Linked DNA regions of Homo sapiens: region 1 is linked to region 2. Evidence: read pairs that join two places in POLR2A ChIA-PET (ENCODE). Cell type or tissue: OCI-LY7. All regions are shown on one strand. Links, peaks and the distances in the headings refer to the core of each region. The heading gives the core; the rest is flanking DNA. Region 1 overlaps ARFGEF3 (ARFGEF family member 3). Region 2 has its middle 10 kb from the start of HEBP2.

What was found. Peaks named below come from ENCODE experiments on the same cell type or tissue, not always from the same donor. Only the 100,000 strongest peaks of a DNase experiment are listed, where the experiment ranks them.
Region 1: POLR2A ChIA-PET joins it to region 2 with 7 read pairs; 2 of 35 experiments call an interaction of 5 or more read pairs at or near these places.

Annotation. Positions count from the first base shown.
Region 1 is chr6:138,231,274-138,242,155 of GRCh38, reverse strand. It overlaps ARFGEF3 (ARFGEF family member 3), which reads right to left. Exons shown (of 34, transcript NM_020340.5): 6 at 3,525-3,647. Among named protein-coding and RNA genes, the nearest start is that of PBOV1, 18 kb to the right of the region's middle. In OCI-LY7, for the core only: no CTCF peak of the experiment used is centred there; no DNase peak of the experiment used is centred there.
Region 2 is chr6:138,388,463-138,399,344 of GRCh38, reverse strand. No RefSeq gene overlaps it. Among named protein-coding and RNA genes, the nearest start is that of HEBP2, 10 kb to the left of the region's middle. In OCI-LY7, for the core only: no CTCF peak of the experiment used is centred there; a DNase peak (open chromatin) is centred at 5,024; H3K4me3 peaks cover 521 bases; H3K27ac peaks cover 1,035 bases.

The sequences.
Region 1 (10,882 bases), core at 1,323-9,322, 160 kb after region 2:
TGATTTAATTTTTAAACTTGCTACAGGCACGCATTTCTACCATTCTCTGCTCATTAATTTGCAAGCTCAGCTGCTTCCACAACAACTTTTGCGAAATGTTATGTCAGTATCTACAGCTCAGAATGGCTAAAGTCAAGTTGAGAACAACATTCCGGAGGAAGCACATTTAAGTCATATTTAAGGGTAGGAGAATCCTTCAACCTTTCAGCCCCAAATATTTAAATGTAGCAACTTTACTTTTTGAAATTAGTAACTTACAACTTAACAATAGCTTAGGTTACCTAAAATAATTCAATAATAAAGCTGGATAATATGTAGGATTTGTGACGATACAAAATCAAAATTATCGTCTGTCCTGGCATGCAGCTGGGGATAAACATTTATTAGGTTGAAGATACACATCCTGCTAGTGATTTTGGCATTCTACATTATTTATTTTCTTTCCACTGCATTTAACCTTCCTAATTTTGAGGTGGCCCATGATGTCTTTCCAGTTGATAACTGAAATGAGTGACTGAGGCAAGTATCTCAATCAATTGAGTTTTATTAAGCCAGCTTTAGGGCACGCCCGGGAAAAGTGTGAGCTGCTGACACACCTGTGGCTGTCTGCACCTGTGGCTGTTTTTCTGAAGAGGCTTTCAGGAGGTTTTACATTTCAGGAGGTTTCTACATTTCCTTAAAGGAAGGGGGAAGGCATGTAGGAAGAAGGGCAGGTAGGCAGTAACACGAATGGTTACATGCTTGTGAGATTTTACTTAGTGCCCAGTAAATCTAAATTTTACATAAGGTGAATGTTTGAAGAAAAAAATGGGAGTAACGGAAGAATCAATTATGCAGATATCTCTGGGTAGACAGAGGAGTGATGGATCTTGCCTTTATTCTGCACCTGGGAAGATGGGCTTGTAATCAACTTTATCAGTGTGGAATCAAACAGATTTTAGTTTTAGGCGCTAGACCTAGATTGCGGATCTAAAGTTACAATAGGCATGTCCTTGTTTACGGGAGGCCAGCAAAGATTTGACTTGAGTGATCTGTGGGGGCAGTCATTTGGATATACTTGAGGCCTTTTACCCTTCTGAGGTGGTCTGGCTAATGCATAACGCTAGTAGCAGCATCTCATTCGGAAGAGGGTGTTACATGACTCAGCCTCCAGGCTTAACCTTCCCTTTGGCATAAAAAATTTGGGGGTCCTGAGATTTTAAAAATTTTCTTTTGCACAGTGATAGGCCGTGCTAGAAAATATACGCATCTTCCCCAGGTAATGCTCAGTGTTTCCCAGGGGAATACGTGGCCTCTTTAGAGCAAACCCCTCCATTCCTATAGATGATTCCACTTTAAGAGCTTTAAAAAAAATACGTAAATTCTTATGCGGCAAAACTTATGTCTCCCTCCATTGGACATCACAAATGCTTCAAATACCAGCAACCTGAGACCTATGTTTTCTGGGACATGGAATCACATCTCCAGGGACCGCATGAGTAATAGAAAGGAAATAACAGGAAACACCAATTTTCCACCTAATTTGAGATCTTGCCTCCGGTTGGGGTGAGTCCAGATGGTCCGTGATGAGCAGGACCAGAAGGCTGTTTAGCCACATAATACCCAGGATGGAGACAGACAGCCTCTACAGTATCACCTGCACCTCCACAGCCATACCTTTGCCATTCTTATGGAAGAGCAGTATGAGCTAAAAGGCTGGGATATTTGACTGGAAACCTAATACTCTCCTACTTAAAAATTTTAAAATAAGATTAAATGAACTCATATAATTGAAAGCACTTTGAAATTACAAAGTTTGATTTAAATGATGTAAAATATTAGGATATTATTAATATAGTGTTTGATCATATTGTCATTTAGCATGGATGAAATATGAGTGTATATTATAAGATTTCTCAACATCTTAGATTTATCTCAATTAAAATTTTTTTCTCTTATTTTCTATTTATGTATTTTAATTTCTTTTAAACTAAATATTCCCATACTAGCTATATCCAAAATCCTACTATAAATAAAATTGTTTTTAGCAAGCTGTAAGCTAAAGTAATAAAAATATCTCAAGTTAAAACAATTTTTAATAGAAACTGGGGCTTTGGATACAGCAAACAGAAAAGAAAAAAAATCAATATTTGTTTTTTCAGATTAGTGTTGTTTTCAACACTGGCTGCCAGAGCACATATTAACTGAGAACTTGCACTGGCAGTCAGCTAGAGACCAGGGGTTTACTTCTGGCTCCTTCATTGATAAGCTCATTCATTTTAGATTTCGATTTCATCTTTCTGAGTTTCACCTTCTCATCTATAAATGAGGAAAAAAGAATTTGACTAGATCATCTCTAAGGCTCTCCTCAATTCCATGATTTTCTAAAAATTAGAAAATAATTGAAATTAAAAATAATTACAAATAGTTGAGGTTAAATAAGAAATCCTAATTTTTATAAAATTAATTTCAGAGATATCTGGGACTGTAACTGAGATTTTCTTTCTTTTTTTTTTTTTTTTTTCCTGAGACAGAGTTTCACTCAGTCACCCAGGCTAGAGTGCAGTGGGCATGATCTCAGCTCACTGCAACCTCCACCTCCTGAGTTCAAGCGATTCTCCTGCCTCAGCCTCCCAAGTAGCTGGGATTACAGGTGTGCACCACCACACCCGGCTAATTTTTTGGATTTTTAATAGAGACGGGGTTTCGCTATGTTGGCCAGGCTGGTCTCAAACTCCTAACCTCAGGTGATCCACCTGCCTCGGCCTCCCAAAGTGCTGAGATTACAGGTGTGAGCCACCACGTCCAGCTGTAACTGAGATTTTCCATTTGAACAAATAACTAATGTCATTTCAGAACACTCCTTGCAGATTTCAAAAGGATTTTAATCTAAATTATGACAGAGGCAGATTTTAAAACAACACAAAACACCAATTTTGAAGAGGAATCACTCTCTCATTAACATTCCCAGAAGATAATATATACAAGGAGCCAATTACGTTTACATTTTCCCCTGGAATGCTCACTTTAGACAATCTGTTCAAGTTTAGAGCAAAAAGCTCTAGTGGGCTTTGATGATAGAGAGAAGACAAGTTTAGTTTCACCCTGAAGGCCCCAGCAGGTGAAGGAGGCCTCCTGCCACCATCTTTTAGTTAACAAAGGGAAACATACCCAACCTCAAAGCATGTAATAAATTCTATTCATTTTTCTTAATTTCAAATTTACTTCCAATATTTGTTAGTGTATCGCAATGTTTCTAATAAAAATTTTCAGTATGAGAAGTTTTAAAACAATGATTAAAAAATAAGTTTTAAAATAACTCAAAAAATCACGGAAACTGCAAGGAAAAGCAATTCTCAAAGCTTTAGGGTGAAATAGGCAAACATCTAAAGAGCTTAATGTGTACAAATAAATGTTCTGTTAAAACAAGCAAGCTCTTCCTACTGTTTTCAGGAGGCAGGCAGCCCTGGCAGTGGGGGCCCCGGGGCATGGGATACACAGACACCACCAGGAAGGTGATGAACATGGGGGTGTCACAGACTCACCGTATTCTCCTGCCTCTGTCGTAACTGTAAAGTCAAGTCACTCAGCATTTGACTGAGAGTTGCCCGCACAGCAGTGTTTATGCTACGCTGGTGACAGCTGCTTATGTACGTCTCAATGCACACCTGTTAAAGAAATAAGACAGCAACACACATGTCTGCAGGTATCAGCTTATTACCAACATTCTTTGGGATTGACCAGAGAGGATATCAAATCCCTCTTAAACAGAAAGTCAGCCTGATTTAGGACTGGTTATTACTAAATATAACTAAATATATTTTAAATCCCTGGAAATTTGTTTTTAAGCATATAGGAAAAGTAATATTTCCCTAAGGAACCATTCTTACAACCTGTTCCTCTGAGCATCATAGGGGAACGCAAATTAGCGATTTTTAGATGTGCCAAATAATTCTATCTAGAATCAACTCAGGTGGCTGGAAATTAATCAGAAAAAGCTCCCTTCGTAGTGAAATAGAACAGAATTTATTAACTCCCAGGTTGTGCAGTGTGGGAAAAGGGTTAGCAAAACGCTTTCTCCTGCTCTATGAATGAGTTTGACCTTGGGTCAACCCTCTAGCTGTGTTCTTCTGGAAATTTCATAAAGGCAGGACATCAGCTGTGTTACTAGGTAGCATGGCTTATGGCAAAAATGTTTCCAAATTCCTACACTACATCTGAATTGGGAGAACTGTGAATCAACTATAAATACCTGGTGGGTAGCCACAGGTTTGGGCTTCCCTAGGTTTACTGACTCTTCGAATTGACACGTCCTCTGCAGGAACTCTGCAAACTCTGCTAATAGAGTTGTTTCAGAAATATTGGTCCTATTTGGGACATGGGGCTTCTAGACCAAGGTGACTGCACTCACCGAGATGGCTCTCATCTCCTTGCACCTACGCTGTCATTTGAGAGCCAGAGGTTCTTCTCTAGGCTGCTGTGAGGAACCCCAGGAATAACAATGCCTAACACTGTCCTGCTTCTGTTTCCTGTCCTGTGTCCTGCAAAGTGAATATAACACCAAGGGTGGCCTATTTGGGTCTTACCAGTCTCCATGTCTAGTTGAGCCTAAAAAGACCTGGTGGTGGCTACTACATGGAGAAATCTCAATTAGAAAAAAAAATCCCTCATTTGATAATATGCTGCTAAAAGTCATGACTTTTCAGATTTTACTGCCTCTAATTCTTCTGGAAGCTACAGGATGGGCACGAAAATGCATGCTGTAAATTTGCCTACTTTTTTTCTCTCCATAAGGCATTCAATTTTACAAAGCATATTTAGAGACACGAAAACAAAAAGAGGAGTTTAATTTCCTAAATTATTTTTCTAGGAAGAGCTCCAAGATTATCTACAATGAAAATCCAGGATTCTCACCTACATGGCAAATTTAATTTGATGATTGACAACTGAGATGGGCAAGAGACTACATTTTAATCTTTGTTGCTGCTTCTGCTTAAGCTGGAGAATTTTCTGCCAGGCCTCATGTTATCTTTTTCTTTCTGCCATGCCTCACTATGTTTACCTAGCAGAATTAACTAGGTGAACATAATTTTTTTTAAGTTTAATTTATCTCCTATTGAATGTTAATATTTCAAAGGAGCATTTGAAACTGAAAACTGTATTTGAAAAAAAAAAAAGGCAGTCTTCTCAACCTCGACAAAACCCAACAACTCCCAAACCTACATTTGAAAGTTGGCTTAGATTAATTAATTTCATAGTTAAAAAGCAAAAGCAAGTTATAAAGTATTTATTTTTCATAAAAGTATTTAGGGCACGTGACTTTTAATTCATTTTCTCAAATAACCATGGATATAGTGGATTTGAAGATACAATAATTTATGCATGCTTAGAAAAGAAAAGGTGTTTTAGGCTAGATGTGGTGGCTCACACCTGTAATCCTAGCACTTTGGGAGGCTGAGGTGGCTGGATCGCTTGAGCCCAAGAGTTTGAGATCTGCCTGGGCGCAACGGGGCAAAACCCCATCTCTACAAAAAATACACAAATTAGCCGGGCATGGTGGTGCACGCCTATAGTCCCAGCTCCAGGCATGGGAGGATCACCTCAGCCTGGGAAGGTAGAGGCTACAAGGAGCCGTGATATTGTGCCACTCCAGTCTGGGTGACAGAGACCCTACCTACCCCCTGAAAGGTGTTTTAACCCTGAAATGCTTCTACTTTTGCATGCGATGAAATGGTTTTAAAACTTTGAAGATACATCTAAATGAGTGCAGTGATTCACTTTGATGAAGCCAAACTCTCCATTGTGTATCATTTGTACTTCATAATTTAACAGTTTTCTTTAAATCTTACATTTTCCCCAGAAATCTTTATAACTGTTGATCTTCAAGATCTATAAGCTCTGCCATTTTAAATTTATGGGGGAGTTTTAAGCCTTAAAAGCATTACAGATGAAAGAGGAGCTATTTTGAGAGCTGAACTACACACTTAATATAAACTCTCTTGAATACTGAGAAACATACCACTATGCAATCTCTGTTAAAAAATTACATCATTCACTTTAGACTCATGAAAGAAAGTGCATGCATGAGGAACTGGATTTTATATAACGCAGTGCTGTAAACAGACAAGAACTTTCCAAATATCTAATGTATTCTTTTTTTAGTTTTAATGCCAGCACTGTTTTTAGTGTTTAGTTGCTAATACTATACATATACTACTGGATATGACTTATTGCAGTAAGCATTTTATTCAGGGAAAAGGTAAGCATGCTTACTCAGCTAAAAAAAGTATTAATTTAAGAAGCCCATTTGGCTGAAGTTGGGAGTGTAAAGACTGAATATGACAAAAAGGTATCCCATTAAATATAAAAATTACCATGTATTTGATGACATGGTTATCTTTAGGTACCCAGAAAGAAATGCTTTCTCAGCTATCTTGACATCTTCTAAAGGAAAGTTTCTTACACTTCCTGTAATAATATATTGGTAAACTAGTAAGATTCATAGAACTAGAGCTTCCATTTTTAAACCTGTTCATTGTATTCAAGACCAACTATTTTTAATGTTTTTCTTCCTCTACCTCAGGGCAGTACTAAATGAGCACACTGAATCATAGCAGCTAAGAGAATACCATGTCCAAAAGCAGGCTGAATTTCTGGGACAGAGCTCATCAGTTTCTTCTTTTATTCTGCCCATTATTGGTTCTACCTGCCCATGCTCTTTGCTTTCATTATGCAGAATCAACACTGGGAAAGCCTAAGTCCTGCACCTCTGCCAGAGGCTCAAAGGGCCAAGTCAAATACCCTGTGAAAAGCCCTATAGGCACCTGATCACAGGGAACACACAAAGATGCAGGGCAGTGAGGAGATTATAAGGGACACTTTGTGATCATTTCACTGATTTGTAAGCATCCAGCTTTATAACATGCTAAACAGAACTGAGAGCAAACACAAACGGTTAATGATACAAAATAAACCCCAAAAGTAGAAGGAAAAAGAACAAGAAAACACAAGTCTGCAGGCCATACATAAGAAATAAAAGCTTTACATCACTGAGTAAGTAGACTGATAGATAACAATACTAGGTTAAACCCAGGGAGAAATCACTAAAGTATTTATTATGAAGCAGCACAGTGGAACGTAGCTATATATATACATATATTTTTCAATATATGTTGGCCAAAGGGATCACAAATATTAAAGAAGATGCCACAATAAAAATGTGCTTAGTTTTATAAAATACATATGACCTTCACTTTGTTGAACTGTGCAATTACCTTCTCTTTCCCATCTGAATGGGGTTATTGGCACTGCTTTGTTAAAATCGTATATAATACTAGTAAGTTCCATAAAGAGGTGAGCTAGTATATTTTCAACTGGGAAACTTTTATAAGGATGAAAAATAATTTACAGTGATTAAAAATAGAAAGGATCAGAGATTAAGCTATAAAAAAGCAGAAGGAATGTCTTCTATGTAGGGAAGACTATAAATGCTTCTTGAACACATTAGAACCAGAGAAAATCTTGGCTCTCACTGTAAGTCTAAGTTTCATGATTAATCATGCTGACAACTCAGTTGCCAGGCTATTCCTTATTCTCTCCTTCCTAAGACAGGTCAACAGGTAGGTATGTGGCAAGAGGCATCTCATCAAATGGGTCCTGCTGATGCAAACACACACCACACACACACACACACACACACACGGGGTGAACTGAAGTTGTTTTATTATTTCTAGGAAACAGCTGTCTAAGTCTGATCACCACGTTAGGTAGGGAAGTTTGCTAGTTTTCCTTTTGGATGTCAACTCAAAAATAAATTCTAAAAGTGCCAGGCATACCCGGAGAAATCTGATTGTGACTTGCCTCTTCCTCCTCTATGGTCTTCTTGGCTTAAGTTGGCATATTAAAATGGCTTAAGACACCTTAACCCATCGATTCGTGCACCTTCCCAGGTGCCATCTACTTGGTCTACAGAAGGTTGGCTGAGAACCAGTCCAAACTGAAGCAGAGACACTGGTCTGTGTGTCTTCTAACTCCAAACAACTTCTTCACAAGCCATGCAAGTAAGAGGTTTAAGGGAGGTATGGAAATTCCTTGCCAAAGAAGCACGTGCTCAAAGCCCATCTAGCAGTAACTAGCTAAAGAACAGACTCCTCAGAGGAGTCAAACCAGAATCAATAGAGACTGGCACACAGGAAAGAAAGGGTTTCAGGAAGGAAAAGTGAAGCTCCTTGAACTGCAATTTCCTCACTCTAGTGGTCTCAACTGGTTTGAGGCCGTGGTCCTGCTTCCATGGCTAGTTTTCTTGCCAGGAGGTGGGGTTACTCCTCCCAGTCTTGCAGAGAATATAACATAACAAGGTGCTTCCGAGATAAATAGATCAAGGCATCTGTGTACTTTTCTGCAGGATTATATCTGAGACTATCTGTTCCTTAATTGTAGAACATTTTATTTCAGGTATGTCTCAGAAATAATGCTATCATATCAGAGTAAAAGAAGTATTGGCCGGGTACGGTGGCTCATACCTGTAATCCCAGCACTTTGGGAGGCCGAGGCGGGTGGATCACGAGGTCAGGAGTTAGAGACCAGCCTGGCCAATAAGGCGAAATCCCAACTCTACTAAAAATACAAAAAAACTAGCCAGGTGTGGTGGCATGCGCCTGTAATCCCAGCTACTCGGGAGGCTGAGGCAGGAGAATCGCTTGAACCCAGGAGGCGTAGGTTGCAGTGAGCTGAGATTGTGCCACTGCAGTCCAGCCTGGGCAACAGAGTGAGACTCCATCTCCCCCCACCCCCCAAAAAAGTATCACTGAACATTTCAAGAGCTATAAACCAGCCCAATCTAAAAAATACTTTAGTGACAACTAGAACTGTTAAATTAGAACTGTTGGTGGCAGGTGTTGAGCGTCAATGTTTTTTCAAGCTCCCCAGGGCAACAAGTGAAACTATTACAAACCTCCCATCCTCTGATGTGTTATATATAATGCTCAGAAAAGATACACTATCCATATGGAAATATACTGGAAAAAGTGACATATTCCCTATGGCCACTTGAATCTATGGTCACAAAAAAATGAAATGAATAAACACTTGAGCTTTATATATATAAAACACCATAGAACAATTATCTAACTAAATGCCTCGGTAAAGGTCCAAGGGTGGAAGACTCCTAAGCACTTCAGTTGGTTGCCAATATTATTATGGCAAGATTCTGCTAACATTCTCTAAGACTGAGGGGGAGCCAGGGAGCAATATAGCAGAGTGATTAACAGTACATGTTTGCAATATTAGAAGTTTGGATTTGAATATCTAGCTGTAGAAACTTGAGCAAGCAAACTTCACTTTGCTTGTATTCTTTATCTAGTTGTGGCAGAAATTAAAGGAGAATACATGTAAAATGCCACTTATTGCCATGCCTTAGGCACTCAGTGACTAGTAGCTATTATTATTAACCAGTATATTAGAATGGAGGGCTGGCTGGATGGAAGGAATAACAATAAAAAAGGTGTTTTTCATGCCCTGAAATTATGAACCTTAGAGGAAAAAACAATGGCCTTTGAGACAGATTTTGCTTGACCCTGATAGCAAGCTACAGAATCAAAGACTGGAAGTTTCCATAAGTCAATAAGATCAAACCAGCAAACACTCATTTATGAAACAGGCTTTCTGCTTTTGAGAAATCCCACAGAGAAGCCTTCCGCAGGTATAAAAAACCTTTCCAATGGAACAGGCTCACTGCAGCCTCCGCCTCCCAGGTTTAACCAATTCTGCCTCAGCCTCCCGAGTAGCTGGGATTACAGGCATGCACCACCACGCCTGGCTAATTTGTATTTTTAGTAGAGATGGGGTTTCCCCATGTTGGTTAGGCTGGTCTCGAACTCTCAACCTCAGGTGATCCGCCTGTCTCGGCCTCCCAAAGTGCTGGGATTACAGGCATGAGCCACCGTGCCCAGCCCCACCTTTTTCTTTTACTCCAAGACCTTGGCAATTTCTGCTCCCACAGCTTTTTCCTATATGAAGGTAACTTTCCTTGGAAAACTCAACATATCTGCTACCCTGGGGTTAATATTAACAGAAATCGGGCTCAGCTTTCAATCAATGAAGAGAAGGGCTATGCATCCACATGGAGTTTTAGTAATGATTTCATGAAATTGAACAGAAAGCACTTGGATATTTCATAATTGTCCATTTTTATATTTGGTAATATTTCTTATGCTTCCTGTCACAGAGGATGCTGTTCTAAGAACTTTTCATTATTGCAGTTTAATTAAGCAAGTTAAATTTAGATACACAAATGAAGGGTGCCCTCTTATTTACATTTTGAGAGCTTAATGATCCTTTTATAGTTTCAGAACCTTGGGGAAATAGCCTCATTTTTCATGCTTAAGTACACATCCCACTTCCTGATCAGCAGGTTTCAGGATAAACACTATTCATGAGTAATAGTCAATGTATACAAAAGTAAGCAGGAAGAGAACATCTAGATTCCTTCTTTACATTTCCACAGGAGTTTTAAATGGTTTATTTTAAGGTGCTTTTATAAATTGCTTCCCGATTTCAAACGTGGCAATGGCAAACATTTCACATTTACCATGTGGCTGGACTTGCACTAAAAGCTTTTTATATGGATTGTATTTTTCTTGTCTAATCAGCACAACCACACTATGAGCTCAGTATCACTTATCATTTCATCTACAGAGAGCAAACATGAGGCTGGGACAGGTATCCGAGGCAACACCACTAGGCAGTGTAGAGCCGGCTTCATATCTAAGCAGTATGACTCCAGAGCCCATTTTTCTCTCCCACCAAGCTCAAATGCCTTTATCATTATATTGTTCTTTGGCTATGATCTGTTGTTGTTGTTTTTCCTTTCCTCATTTTGGAAGAGGCCACAGTGTTTCAATGT
Region 2 (10,882 bases), core at 1,491-9,490:
TAAAGTTTAATAAACTTTAAATTATTTAAATTATTTAAAGTTAATAAACTTCATTCAAGTTTTATATTGTTATTTCAAAATAATCGAGTTAGTTTGTTTTCTTGTTGATTAATTATAGTAATTTTTTATTTGCTTATATTTCATCAATGTTTATATGACACTATGAAGCAGATATTTTATTTAAGCTGTACAGCAAATTTTGAGATAAGTTCTATTTTCCACATTTTGAAATCTGTGAAGCTGATGGGGGAGGAGCAGAGTACTCAAATGTTTCTTCCTTTTGTCTTTCAAAAGTACTATTTATTTTCAGTTAACAAGCAATATTTTATTTTTGTATTTATTCATTTATTTATTTATTTAGAGACAAGGTCTTACTCCGTCACCCAAGCTGGAGTGCAGTGGTGCAATCACGGCTCATGCAGCCTCGGCCTCCCAAGGATCCAGCAATCCTCCTACTTCAGCCTCCTGAGTAACTGGGATTACAGGCGCATGCTACCACACCTGGCTAATTTTTTTGTTGGTTTTGTAGAGACAGGGTTTTGCCATGTTGCCCAGGCTGGTCTTGAACTCCTGGGCTCAAGCAATCCACCCACCTTGGCCTCAGAACATGCTAGGATTATAGGCATGAGCCACCATGCCTGGCCTTACAAGCGGTATTTTAGGAACAGATATTTAGTGGTGTGTTTGGTGAGGAAAGACTAAGTTGTGCTGTGGAAACAACCGCACATAGCACTGGCCATAAGCAACAGCTGATTCCTTGTTCATGCAGAGTCCTCTCTGGGTCTGAATGAGGATTTTGGACAGCCCCTTTCCATGAGACGGTACAGCCTGGCACCTTTATGTCAACAGATACCTCCACAATCACCCTGGCAAGGGAAGAGAGCACTGAGAGACCCACACCAGTAATACAGCTGGTTCTCATTATTTGTGGTAGTTACATTCCTTAAAGTAACCATCAACACCGATTTAGCAAATACTGAACCACTGCTCCTAGGGGAAATATAGAGTTAGGTTCCCGTAAGCCTCTGGTCACAGTATTTTCAGTAACCAGTCAATACATAACCTTGTTTTATGTGTGTTTCTGCATAAAGATATCTTATTTAACAGGTGTTGTTGATTCATTAACATTGAACTCGTGACCAGCAGCATTATAACTCATGCCTGAATGTCACATATATCTTCTCTGTAAGGCACATCACGGCCTTCTTGCACTGAGGAGCACTAGACAGCACTTCAGCCCTAAGCCTGGGGGCTGTTTTAAACAGCAAACAAAAAGCACAAAAATGCAAAAATGGTGGCACTCCATAGATTGTAAAATGGACATTGTCTACCGCATGAGAGCTAAAACAAACAGAGCTTGCCTTTTCCAACTTCAGCTGGGAATGTGTGCACTGGGCAACCTGCATTTTCCAAAGCTGTGTGCATGCATATGTCTGTGAGTGACCAGAAAATGCTGTGAGTATTGACTGTGGAGTTACAAAGACATTTTAGCAAGCAGGCAAATTTGCAAATATGGAATTTGTGAATAATGAGGATCAACTGTAAATGCTTCCTGCAGTAAGTTACATAAGTTGTTTCCATCCACTTTCATTGACCAAAGCAAGTCACCGGGCCTTGATTAACCTCAAGGGGGTGCAAAAATACTATTGATCTGTGTTTTTAAAGGAGAGCTCAAAATATTTGAGAAAAGCCCTGTCTGTAATATCATTGAGTCATACGTTGTTTATTTATTCCATACTTGTGGCAGATTTTTATTTCCCAAAGATGGTTGCAACATTATCTTCCATCCAATGTGCTGTTATTATAACGTGACTTTGACATATCTCTAATTAAGAGGTGGACATCTGTTCTCCCTTTCCTTGAAACTTGGCAGGCTTACGATGACAGTAGAAGGCTAGATCATTAAAGTTGTTCACCTAGTTTTCTTTGGGACACTTGCTCTTAGAATCCAACAGCCACGCTGAAGGGAACCCCAAGCAGCTCCATGGAGAGCTATGTTTAGTATATCCTAGCTGAGGACCTGGCTGACAGCTGGCATCAACCACTGCTCACGTTGAGTAAGCAAGTGTTCAGATGATTCCTGCCCACCATTGAGTCACCTCCAGACATCCTTGAGTCTTCCCCACCGAGGTCCCAGAAGTCATAGAGGAGATACAAGCTATCCCTGCAGTACCCACAGAAACTGTGAGGATAAGAAAATGGTTATTTTTTTAAATAACATTATGTTTGGGATAATGTTTTTCAGAAACAATAACTTGAAAAGTATTTATTCTATGCAGTATTGTAGTAGGTGTTGCTGGGTGATAGGGTTTGGCTCTGTGTCCCCACTCAAATCTCATTTTGAATTGTAATCCCCACATGTCCGGGGAAGGGCCTGGTGGGAGGTGATTGGATCATGGGAGTGGACTTGCCCCTTGCTGTTCTCGTGATACTAAGTGAGTTCTCACGAGATCTGGTTGTTTGAAAGTGTGTGGCACTTCCACCTTCACTATCTGTCTCCTATTCCGCCATGGTAAGACGTGCTTGCTTCCCCTTCACCTTTTGCCATGATTGTAAGTTTTCTGAGGCCTCCTAACCATGCTTCCTATAAAACCTGCAGATCTATGAGTCAATTAAACCTCTTTTCTTCACAAATTACCCAGTCCCAGGTAATTCTTCACAGCAGTGTGAGAACGGACTAATACAATGGGTTTTATCAACAAATAGTATTTGATTTTGGCCTTTCTGGGGTCATCCATGCACTCATAACATAGTTAAATATCTGGTCTTTTCTTTTTTTTAAAGACAGGGCCTCACTATGTTGCCCAAGTTGGAGTGCAAGCATAATGTTATTTTTAAAAATAACATTGTGATTGGCACAATCCCAGAGCACTACAGCCTTGAACTGCTGTGCTCAAGGGATCCTCCTACCTCAGCCTCCTGAGTAGCCAGGACTACAGCTGCATGCCACCGCTCTCAGCAGTTACCTGGTTATCTGGTCCCCCTATAGTTACCACTGTCTCATATGTGATAACTGTAAAATGGGTAGCAACTTGGTATTCTAACAAGAAATTTAGTCTTTTCTTTTGGCTGGCTTCTCCTTCAGTTTTGACGAGAATTAGAATACCCATTAATGATTTAGGCACAAAGCCACCTGTGAAGCGCCTCCTACACTGAGCACTTTACTCTGTGCCTGATCCATAATTGCATGATAAATGTTGAATGAATGCCAGTCATAGAATTTGGCAGACACATAGATAGGAATTGAGTGTTTTTAGGAACACCTGAGAACCACCTTTCTTATCTGCCACAGAAAATGAAGAGACACTGAGTTGTGGGGTTGAGGATAAAAAAGCTAAAGTCTAAACCTGGAAATGCTTTTAAAAATTAAAATACCAATTTTAATCAGAGTGAGGCTTGATATAACTTCTAAGTTTGTTGGAGGTGTTTATGAAAAAAGAGAGGCTCATCCATACTGATTTTAAAAGGTTTATGCTTTGAAGTTAAAAATAGATGACCAAATATATCACAACTAGATAGCTCACATTCTCAAAAGCACTTAAAAGGAACTAATCTTTGATGCAGCTAAGGTAAAATGTTTCTAATAGATCACTTGATGAAAGACCATTTCCCAAAAATTTAGGGCTGCTAAGATGTTTCTTTGAACTATTACATGTGGGGTTTTCACTGTTGCAGTAGAATTATTGTATTCTTCCTTTCTTTTTTCTTTTTCTTTTCTTTTCTTTTTGGAAATAGGGTCTTGCTGTATCACCCAGGCTGGAGTGCAGTGGCACGATCCTGGGCTCAAGCAATCCTCCCATATCAGCCTTCAGAGTAGCTGGGACTATAGGCACACACCACCATGGCTGGCAATTTCTTTAAAAATTTCTTTTAGCAATGGGGTCTTTAACTCCTGGGCTCAAGTGATCCTCCAGCCTCAGCCTCTCAAAGTGCTGGGATTACAGGTGTGAGCCACCATGCTTGGCCTGCATTATTTCTTTATTAAGATAAAGAATTAGTAGGAATTGGACTTGACTCCCTAATGACTGAGAACATAGGTGTTACAGAGGTTCAGTGTCCAACTTCCCAGAAGAGGAGTTCCTCTGCCTGCACCTTTAACAGATCTGCAAACTAGTCAGTTCTCAGCCTGCTCGTAAGTCCTGCATAATGGTCTCCCTAGGTTGTTCTACAGTTGAGTGTCTACATGTGCACAATGAGACCCAGGCACAGAAGAGATAAGTAACAGATTAAAAATTGCCTCCAAGCTCATGCGTGTTGGCTCACACCTGCAATCCCAGCACTTTAGGAGGCTGAGACAGGAGGGTCACTTGAGCCCAGGAGTTTGATACCAGCCTAAGCAACATAATGAGACCATGTCTCTACAAAAATTTTTTTTTTAAAAATTTAGCTGGGCATGGTGGCTGAGCCTATAGTCCCAGCTACTAGTGGGGCTGAGGTGGGAAGATCACTTGAGCCCTGGAGGTCAAAGATGCAGTGAGCCATGATCACACCACTCGAGCTTCGGTGATAGAGCAAGACCCTGTCAAAAAAAAAAAAAAAAAAAAAAATCCACTACCATGGAGAAAAGGTTTAGTAGTAATGCCTGAGTAATGAGACGAGTAACATCTCATCTTCTGGATCAGTGCCTCTCAAGCTATCTGCAATGAAAGATCCTTTATATATTTTTAAAATTTCCAGTTCATCTTAAACCAACATGAGTGTCTACTGCACAGGACCATGTGCAGCTCATACTATAGGCTACTGAACCCACAAGTTCTGTAGTAATTTAATTGGTCTATACCAATATCAGTGAGATGAGTCCACTGATCACATGCATGGATTTTGTAAAAAATAAGTTGCTATAAATGTCTCTAAACATGAAACCAGCCCAACTGTGCCATAGAACTGATGTTCATGGTTTCTTTTGAATAAACATAGAAATTGGCCCAGTCTTAAAACTTTAGAAAGTTATCTTTGTTTTATTTGAGTTCCTTTCTCAGGAAACCAACCGTCAGGCCTCCCAGATAGTATCAAGGAACTGAAACTTACAAGATCATTGCATCATTGCATCTGGCCAGTGAGGCCAGACCCCTTACCCTTCATGATTGTCTAACCGACCACTTGCCTCTTGTTAACCAACTCCTCTTCCTTACCCCTTCCTAACTCCTGTTTTCCCACACATAGTTATATTTCTTCCCTGCTATATACACCGCTAATTTTAGTTGGTTGGGGATTTGAGACAGATCTCTCATCTCTTCAGCTGCAGCAGCTGAGTAAAGACTTCTTCCCTGCCAATACTTGTCTCAGTGATTGGCTTTCTGTTTGGTGAGCCATGGGACTTAGATGGAACCCCTGGCATTTTAGTAACAAATGCTTACTCTCAACTTCTCTTATTATCTTATCTCAGACTGTCAACAAGTAGCCTGTGAGCCAGCATCAGTTCATGGACCATGCCTCGAAGAACACTAATTTAGATGACTATCCCTGTCTCCTGTCCAACTGAAACCTGATTCAGCCTTTCCAATCATTGCAGTACTTTTGGGGTTGATTCTCTGGATACTTAGCTTGTATTTATACTTAAGGAAGACTATTGTGTATTAACATGGATTATATGATATTATTTTATAGTCTATACTCATCATTTTCATTGCCATACATTTAAATATATAAAATTATATTTTACTTGGTTTTATTATTTGCTTATTTAATATTTAGAAATGTGTTTTTTTTCCAGGTTCACATGATGACCTGACATTATTAGCTTCTTCAGGCATTAGGACTTAATGGATGAGGTACAGATAGGCTGGAATCCATGAATGTTGCTTTCACAGCTAGAGTTTCTTTAGACATTCACTTAAAGTATAGGACAATCAAAGTCATACCCTTTTTTGTGGCTAGTACACAATTCATTCTACTTGTGAGAGTGTTAAGTGTTGGGATGTTGTTAATACCAGTGAACAGGAATTGGGCATCAGTTTCTGGACTGCCATGATTTTAGTCTCACCACAGTCATAAAATCTGTAGCCTGCGTCCTTCAACATGGGCAGCCACCCTCCACCAGGTCAGAAGAGGGTGCTCTGCTTGGCTTAAACCCACATGTAAGAATCTGGGTTTCCATCTGACCTCTGCCACTTTCTGGCCCTGGGCATGAGATTCAGCCTCACCAAATCTCTTTCTTCATTGGTACAAATGGCTGGTATTCATCACATACAATTTTGAGGATTCTAAGAGGAAATGCTCAGTTATCGCTTAGCCCAATATTTTGCATGTTGTGTCCCCATAAATGATAGTTGTGAGTATGATTTTTTGTGAATGAAAACTCTGGGCCATTTCATTAAGCCCTGAGATCCATTAATTGAACTCTCCTGGTCCTCTGCCCATTAGCTTCTCCAGGCATGAGAACTTTGTGGATGACGTACAGAAAGGTTGGAATCCATTTGTATTGCTCTCACAGCTAGAGTTCCCTTAGACCTTCACTTGACGTAGAGGACACTCCATTTGCAATAGTTGCTCTGTCCTTAAGGCAGATGTGTGTTTGAACACTGGATTGTCCCAATAAACCTCTGAAGTAGATCCTATTAGTATGATAAAGGAATAAATAAATAATGAATAATTTAGAGCCAAGAAGATTCAATGACATATGTTCTTATATGTTCTGCATATAGAAGAAAACTTATTAACATCACTTTATAACTTATTGTTATGATGGCATTAGCAAAATGGGAGAAAATAAGGGAATGAAAGTCTGGCTAGGACCACTGAATGTGTGTTGGGGAGGAAAGAGAAATTAATTCTTATTTTCTCTGAAAAAACATCCAATTTCTTGTTTCCTTGTCTGAATTTTGCTTACATTGAATCAGGATAACCTGCTTCCCAGGGCTACATTGTGACTATTGCAGGCCTAAGGCACTTTTGCCTTCGTGGTTTCCTTCCTCCACGTGAAACTTATAAAATATACAAATTACATTTTATGACTGTATTGGTGTAAAGATGAATATAATCTTTGATCCCAAGAGTTTTTTTTTCTTCTGATTTTAAAATAAATTAAAACATTTTCATGGGACCCTAAAGGTAAGGTGAGCTTTGGGGATGGTGCCTGGTGTGCCTGATTGGCCCTGGTCCTACCACAAGCAATTCGGATGTTTTAGTTTCCTTATGAGAGAGTGAGAGTGCTTGATGTATAACATGGGTTGGTAAATACAGATAGGAGCTGATACTTGCTCTGTCCTTAGGCAGATGTGTGTTTTAACATTGGATTGTCCCAACAACCCTCAGATCCTAGTAATATGATAAAGGAACCAATAAATAATGAACAATGTAGAGAAAGGAAGATTCAGCACTTCAAATCAGAATATTTAATTTTTTCTCCAATTTGTTCAGAATCCAGTAGACGAAGAATGCAAATATTGGCCCTTCAAAACATCCAACTATGTGCATTGTATAAAAACTTGGAGGGGCCGGGTGCAGTGGCCCATGCCTGTAATCCCGGCACTTTAGGCTGTAATCCCAGCCGAGGCAGGTGGATCATGAGGTCAAGAGATGGAGATCATCTTGGCCAACATGGTGAAACCCCATCTCTACTAAAAATATAAAAATTATCTGGCCATGGTGGCACATGCCTGTAGTCCCAGCTACTTGGGAGGCTGAGGCATGAGAATCCCTTGAATCCAGGAGGCAGAGGTTGCAGTGAGCCGAGATTGTGCCACTGCACTCCAGCCTGGGTGACAGAGCGAGACTCCATCTCAAAAACAAAATAGAACAAAACAAAACAAAACAAAACAAAACACCCAAACTTTGAGGAATTGAGGACATGAAGATATATTTTACCTGTAGGGCAGAGTCCTCCCCACCAGCAGCAAGAACACTGTGGGACTTAAGAGGTTTTCCACTCTGTTGCCCGGGTTGGAGTGCAGTGGCACGATCATGACTTAATGCAGCCTCAACCTCCTGGGCTCAAGCTCAAGTGATCCTCCCACCTCAGCCTCCTGAGTAGCTGGGACCACAGGTGTATACCACCATGCCTGGCTAATTTAAAAAAAAATTTTGTAGAGATGGTGTATCGCCTTGTTGCCCAGGCTGGTCTCAAACTCCTGGTCTCAAACTCCTGCCTCAGCCTCCCAAATTGCTGGGATTACAGGCATGAGCTACCATGCTAAGTCCTTTTGTGGTTTTCAATGAGCACTTTATATGGTTCTGTTTTCTCTGATTTCTTAACACATTGATTATTCTTATTTTTTAGTGGTTGGCCTAGAATTTGCAATATATATTTACAACTAATCCAAATCCTCTTTCAAATAATATTATACTGCTTCACAGATAGTGCAAGTACTTCATAATAATAAAATTCTCCCAATTCCTCCCTCCCGTCTCTTATATTATTGCTGTCATGTATTTCACTTATATATAAGCATAATCAAGCAGTTTGTTGCTGTTATTATTTAGAACAATTAAGACTTTTATCAATTAAGAATAGAACATATACAAAATTACTTTACCTTTATTTATTCCCTCTATAATCCTCTTCCTTTCTTTTTTGTTTTGTTTTTTGAGACAAGGTTTCACTTTGTTGCCCAGTCTGGAGTGCAGTGGTGCGATCATAGCTCACTGTAATTACCAGCTCCTGGGCTCAAGCGATCCTCTCACCTTAGCCTCTCGAGTAGCTGGGACTACAGGAGTGCACCACCATGCCAGGCTGTTTTTATTTTTTTTTAGATGGAGTTTTGCTCTTGTCACCCAGGCTGGAGTACAGTGGTGCAATCTTGGCTCACTGAAACCTCCACCTCCCAGGTTCAAGCCATCCTCTCACCTCAGCCTCCCCAGTAGCTGGGAATATAGGCACACAACACCACGCCAGGCTAATTTTTGTATTGTTTTTTTTAAGAGATGGGGTTTTGCTGGGTTGCCCAGGCTGGTCTCAAACTTGTGAGCTCAAGCCATCTGCCCGCCTCAGCCTCCCAAAGTGCTAGGATTATAGACATGAGCCACCGTGCCCAGCCAGAAAGAAGCATATTTCTGATGACCACGATTCAATTGTCATCTAAAACATGTTTTATACTATTCAAGTTCAGGGTACACCATTTTTTCCTCATCATCCTTAAATCATAAACTAAAACACTTTTCAGCCATAAATCGATCAATCCAGAGAGCATTTCCCAAGCAATGAATCATTTTTTATTTTTTATTAAAAAAAAATTTTTTTTTGAGATGTAGTTTTGCTCTCATTGCCCAGGCTGGAGTGCAGTGGTGCAATCTCAGCTCACTGCAACCTACACCTCCTGGGTTCAAGCAATTCTGCCTCAGCCTCTCAAGTAGCTGGGATTACAGGCGCCCACCACCATGCCTGGCTAGTTTTTGTAATTTTAGTAGAGATGGAGTTTCACCATTTTGACCACGCTGGTCCCAAACTCCTGACATCAGATGATCCGCCCGCCTTGGTCTCCCAAAGTGCTGGGATTGCAGGTGTGAGCCACCGCAACTGGCCTCATTTAAAAAATTTTTAGGTTTGTAGAGATGAGGTCTCACTTTGCTGCCCAGGCTGGTCTCAAACTCCTGGGCTCAAGTGATTCTCTTGCCTCAGGCTCCCAAAGTGCTGAGATTACAGCCGTGAGCCACCACGCCCTGCCCTCTTCCTCCCTTTATCCAAATTTCTGACCTGTGTCATTTTCCTTATCTCTGAAGAATTTATTTTAATACTTCTTACAAAGCAGATGGCTTGGCAACAAATTCCCTCAATTTTTGTTCCTGTGAGCAAGTTTTTCTTTATCCCTCACTTTTGAAGAATAATTTTGTAGAATACAGAATTCTAAGCTGGTGTTTTCTTCCTGTCAATACTTTAAATATTTCATTCTACTCCACTTGCTTGCATGGTTTCTGAGAAGTTGAATGTCATTCTTGTCTTTGCTTTTCTATGGGTAGTGTTTCTTTTTTCCCCCTGACTTCAAGATTTTTCCTTAAGTTTGATTTCCTGCAGTTTAAATATGATATGCCTACGTGTAGTTTTGGGACAATTATCCTACTTATTCTCAGGCTTCCCAGATCTGTGGTTTGGTATCTGACATTAATTTGGAGACATTTGCAGTCATTATTGCTTCAAATATTTTTTCTCTTCCTTTCTCCTTCAGGTATTCAAATGCGTATGTAACACCATTTGTAATTGTTCCAGAGTTCTCGGATGTTGTTCCTTTTTTCAGTTTTCTTTTCTTCTTCGCTTTTCCATTTTGGAAGTCTCTATTGACAAATCCTCATGCTCAGAGATTCTTTCTTCAGCTGTGTCTCGTCTACTAATAAGCCATCAAAGACATTCTTCATTTGTGTTACAGTGGTTTTGATCTCCAGCGTTTTTTGATTTTTTCTTGCAATGTCCATCTCTCTGCTTATGTTACTCATCTGTTCCTGCATGCGGTCTACTTTTTCCATTAGAGTCCTTAGCATATTAATCCTGGTTGTTTCACATTTTGGCCTGAGAATTTCAACATTCTGCCCTGAGTCTGCTTCCGATACATGCTCTGCCTCTTCAAACTGTGGTTTTGTTTTTGCTTTTGCTATTTAGTATGCCTTGTAATTTCTTGTTGAAAAGTGGACATGATGTAAAAGGAACTCTGATAATTAGGCCTTTAGTAATGTGGAGGTAAAGTGTGGGGAAGGGCGTATTCTACAGCCCTTTAATTAGGTCTCCTGTTTTGGCAAGCCTCTGCTCCTGGGCTGTAAGCTTCACAGGTGCTTCTCATTATTTCCTTCCCACTTTAGGTGGGACAGGATGTCGAGAGGGGCTAGAGGGGCTAGAGCAAGTAGTTCCCCTCTCCATGTGGAAGGCTAGTGGGAGCTGAAGCTGGGAATTTCCCTTCCCCCAGGTCAGTTAGGCTCTGGTAAAATAAATTCTCCTGAGGGCAGGCTGTGTTAAGAA